Linked DNA regions of Homo sapiens: region 1 is linked to region 2. A link is an interaction called in ENCODE POLR2A ChIA-PET data of the cell type or tissue named here. Cell type or tissue: Panc1. All regions are shown on one strand.

Region 1 (2,500 bases), 90 kb after region 2:
TGGGGTTAGGAGAGACTAAATAACATGACCCAAATGTATCCGGTCTAATTCTCAGTTCTCAGAGCTCCTGCTCTACACCTTGGTTTTGAAGCAATCCTGCTTTTCTTTGGTCTTCTGGGTCTTTATGGTGAGAGTCCGTGATAACCCAGGGTCAGTGCCAGCACCTTGCATTGTTATTTCTTCAAGGCCCAGTATGTGATCACCCAGGCTGGAATGCAGTGGGGAGATCATGGCTCACTGCAGCTTTGACTTCCCAGGCTCAAGCCATCCTCCAAACGTAGCCTTCCAAGCACTATAGGTGTGTGCCACCACGCCTGGCTAATTTGCGGTCTTTTAAAATAGAGCCAGTGTATTTGAATGTGTATGGTTAAATATAATTAAAATACATGTGTCAGTAATTATAAAAGTTTAAAATCAACATTTGTTTCTTTACAGTATTTTTTAAATATCATAGATGCTGGTACAGATTTGTGTAAAGTGAACTTCCAAGTGTGCTGTGGTTTATGGACTTAAAAGGGGAAATAAGCATAGATCTACTCAGACTTTAGAGGTGCCCAGGAAAGTAAGAGACTTTTCCTAATAAAGATTTGCTCATTAAAGTGGGGATATTCATCTAGAATTTTGACATATTATCAGGATATGGCCCAGAGTTTTTCCATTTTTAGGGCGAGCAGGCGTTATAGGGTATTTACATCTTGCTTACTTAGAGGTAAATTTTTATTCTATTCAGAGCATTGTTGAACCTAGCAGGGGTGGGGAGTGGGACCCAGGATGAAGGGAATAATTGTGTTTGATTGACTCAAAGATCTCAACTGCCATAAGGTACATTTTGATTTCAGAGATGTTGGAAAGCAAGGAAAAAGTAAGGTTATTTTAAGTTTAAGGTAGTTAAACTTTACGTTCAGTGCTATTCACTGCTAAGAAGGAAAAGAGTACAGTCTTTGACCGGTTGTGATCATATGTTAAGAAACACATATGTTAAGTGGGAGGCAAGGTAGGAGAAGAAAGTGTAAGTGAAGAGCAGATACAATTGATAGTAAATGTGACAGCAGAAATTAGAAGTAGTTATTTTGTAGTGGTGAGGAATATCAGACAGTCTTTGTAGGTCATCAGAAAGAGAAAGGAGAAGATATAGACAACTGTAGAAATGTGCAAACAGTCTGCCACTTTGGTTCACTAAGAACTTGAGTATCACTTGTAAAGCAGTCTAACAATGGTTTCTCTTTGAGGCAGTTGTGACTTTTCATTTATATGTGAAGAAACAGTCTCAGATTGCTTAAATGGTCAAGTTAGTAAGTGGCAAGGTTGAGATTTGAACCCAGGTCTTTCTGATGCCAAAGCTTAGCTTTATCTGTTATTTTAATGTGGATGTTTCTTTGTTAGTCTAATAAATATCTCTCACTTGTCAAGGATACTGTTTAAAAGGTAAGTCCCTGCAGAGAATTAGGCTTTTTTTTTTTTTTGGTCCTCAGTAGATGAGGTATTAGATTATTTTTATATTATTATTTTTTTAAGCTGTGTTTCAAAAATAAGACTAGTGGTTTGGAGACAGTTACAGATTATGAGCTGGGTTACTAAAATCTGATTAAGTTAAATGCTAAATTGAAAAGTTCTGTTTTTCCCATAGGCTTATGATTATTTATGTATAAAGACAGGGAGGAAAAGTTAATAAGCTTTACAGAGAGTTAAGATTGTAATTATAAATTTTCTTCCTTTTTATTTTATAGAAAACATAGCTCTGCTGGCAGAAACAGCTCTGAGATTCCTGGAATTAGTACAGTTAAAAAATCTTAATATGGAAAATGACCCCAATAATGAAGAAATAGATGAGGTTACACATCCAAATGGAAATTATGACACAGGTTGTATAATTTTCTCTTCCAGATTTCCTGTTATTTAGAATGAATTGCTGATGCTAACTTGTAAAACTATCATTTGTAGTTTTCATGTAAGGTGAAGGAATACCAGATCTATATATTAGATAGGAAGAGTCCCTGGTGTCTAATTATTCTCTCTATCCTCATATACTGTTATCTTGCTCAAAAATAATCAGCTTGTCACCATGGATACTAAAGTCAATTGTTTGTCAGCCAGAATTGATTTGTGTGAACAGTAAAGCTGGCTGAATTATATAATTCTCATAAAAGAAAAAATTAGAAACATCATAGCTAAAGAAGCTAAACCTTTTCTCCTTACGTGAGTATATTCTGAGTATCCTCAATCATAAATTGTTTTTATTTCATACTATTTGTTATTTACAAAAAACCATAAAGGAACAGATGTGATGATGGTAAACTTATTGATGTCAAAGTCCTTGTCTTAGGTTTCTTTGTGTTATACAACTCTTTACAGATTTTTACTTAATGTTTGTTGAGTAAAAGATTTAGAAGTAAAGTAATAGATGTAATTTTCTCCAAGATGCTTCTAGTTGTGAAAAACTAGAGAAATCTAGTTTTTTAGAATTTTATGCTGCAAACAACTACAATTGTTACTTGTTAGA
Region 2 (2,500 bases):
TACTTCTCTTGGTATTGTCTCTGCCTAGCATATTTAGCATATTGCTGGGCACAGAGTAGATCATAGAAAAAGATTTAGTGCACCACTGTATCAGCCTCAAGGAAAGTCGAGACAGGACAGCTGGCTGTATTTCTTCTTTATTCATGCATGGCATTCCCTGGGTTCCTGTGGGCTAGGGCCCAGGATCAGACTTCAACTCCTGAAACCCTTAGCCTGGTGCTCTGGGTCTCATGTACCCAGAAAAGAATAGTAATATTAATAATACAATAAAACAACTACCATTTTAGGAAGAGCTAAAATTTATTTGATGATTAAACCTACCTATAAGTAGATGTTATTATCCCCATAATATAGATGGGGAGAATTAGACTCAGAGAAAAAGAAAAAACTTGTTCCTAGATTACTGTATTAATTTTTTATTGCTACATAACAAATTACATACCAGAAATTTAGTGCCTTAAAACAACATACATCTATTACCTCAAAGTCCTCATGGGAGAAGTCTGGGCACGGCTGGTCTAGGTCTTCTACACAGGATCTCATAAGACTTCAATCAAAGTGTCAGATTGGATGTATCCTTACCTGAGTACTTGACTGGGGTAGAATCTGTTTCCAAGCTCATCCAGGTTGTTGGAAAAATTCATTTCCTTGCAGCTGTATGACTGAGGCCCCAACTTCTTACTGGCTTTCAGCTGGAGGTCCCCTTCAGGTCCTTGAGATGACCCACAGTTCCTCCCATATGGCCCTTTTCATAGATAGTTTATATGGCTGTTTGTTTTTTCAAAGCTAGCAAAGTCTCTCACCCTAGTTAACTAAGATGGAGTTTTATATATCATAACATAAATCATACATAAATCATAGGAGTGACATCAAATCGGCTTTGCCATATAATGCAACGTAATTACATTCCATCAGTAGTGACATTCCATCACATTTGCCATATTATGTTGGTTAGAAGCAAGTCAGACTTTCCACTTGCACTCAAAGGGAGAGGATTACATAAGGATGTAGGATTATGCAAGGGTGTGACTCATTGGAGGTGGCCTTAGGAAGTGCCCACTACAATTACATCACTGCTATGTGGCAGAGCAGGGATCAGAGCCATGCCACACTGCCTCCCTGGCACTTCTAGGTTCCCTCCTTTCTCCATCTGCCCCTTTTGCTACATGGAATTGTCCTGTCACATGAGTCTCAAGTCGTAGGATTAGAGACACCTTTGACTGCCCTCAAAGTCATGCTCATACTTTTTTATGATTGAATCCTTTCCTTTTTTCAATATAAACTCTCTTGAAAGAGGGTTTAAAACAGGCTTTCTTGTCTTGGAATGTAATTTACGTAGTACCCAGTCTTGTTGAGAGATTCCAGGTGGTTTATGATGATAAAACAACCAGCAGAGCCCTTAGAGTGAACCTAGGCAGATATACTATGAAAACTCAATACTCTCTTACATGGGCTGAATTCTATTTCCCCTAAGGACAGCTTCTATATACATGCAAACAAAGATTTAACAAATGTCCATAGAAGAAGAAAAAGACTAAAGGCTATTTTTCAGTTTAAGTCAGTTCAGAAATACTCATGTCTGGATATAATTTAAATTCCCAATGAAATGCAGTGGAGATAGATCAATGGCACAGCCTCTGTGAAGAAAATTGTCAACGCATGAGACACCTCTGTCAGAGTGTCCCATCATCTTTTTATTTCTGGGAAGACAGACCCTGTCTCATGACAGGGTCATGACAACCTTATCATAGAGGTTGGCATATATCTGTGGATGTGCCTGATTTCTTGGCCTTTTTTCATTTTGTCTAAATAGTGATACAGTATAGATCTGATTTGATGAGCAGACTCCACAGAGAGCTTTGTCTACTGTTTATTGGTTTGTGATGAAAAACAACTCTGCAGAAACATAAAGTGTGTTCTGCTCCTGAGTCTGAGACGGATTCCAAGTTCATTCAAACTCATAAAAAAAATTGAAAAAGGGAATAGAAACTCAAGCTGGTCTTCATAGGGAATAGGGATTGCTTTAGCAGGTATACTAAAGTTTTTCATCAAAAGTAAGTTAGGCAGCCCAAATACAATTTTTATAATATGCCAGTACATTGTACAGTGCTCCCATCAATCACAGCAGGATAATGCCACAGTAAAGAAAGGTCATGGAGGAAAGCAGAGAATTTAGCTGAGCTGAATTTATTAAAATACTGTAGAAGCAGATAAAGGCAGTCCATGCAAAGCTCAAGTCTATACAATACTATTGTGTGTATAAAAGAAGACAAGGTATTTACTTTTTGCCACCCAAACTTTAAAAAATACATACAATTTACAAAACCGTGTTGCTTTTTAAATTGCTTTTGAATTGGGGGAACTATTTATTTAAGCAGGTTAAACCAAGGAAATAAATGACAAAATAATGTTCAGTATTTTATGTAATGAGATACTTGATTGAGTTCCACGAAAGAATGGTGATTACAGACTAGTCAGTGGGAAGCTGCTATTACACTAA

Evidence for each region. Peaks named below come from ENCODE experiments on the same cell type or tissue, not always from the same donor. Only the 100,000 strongest peaks of a DNase experiment are listed, where the experiment ranks them.
Region 1: POLR2A ChIA-PET joins it to region 2 with 8 read pairs; 4 of 35 experiments call an interaction of 5 or more read pairs at or near these places.

What each region holds. Positions count from the first base shown.
Region 1 is chr3:130,729,670-130,732,169 of GRCh38, reverse strand. It overlaps PIK3R4 (phosphoinositide-3-kinase regulatory subunit 4), which reads left to right. Exons shown (of 20, transcript NM_014602.3): 5 at 1,728-1,862. Among named protein-coding and RNA genes, the nearest start is that of PIK3R4, 16 kb to the left of the region's middle. In Panc1, no CTCF peak of the experiment used is centred here; no DNase peak of the experiment used is centred here.
Region 2 is chr3:130,819,667-130,822,166 of GRCh38, reverse strand. All of the region lies in intron 2 of LOC107986023 (a long non-coding RNA gene), which reads left to right. It overlaps LOC105374107 (a long non-coding RNA gene), which reads right to left. Exons shown (of 5, transcript XR_001740494.2): 3 at 583-745. Among named protein-coding and RNA genes, the nearest start is that of ATP2C1, 73 kb to the left of the region's middle. In Panc1, no CTCF peak of the experiment used is centred here; a DNase peak (open chromatin) is centred at 1,056.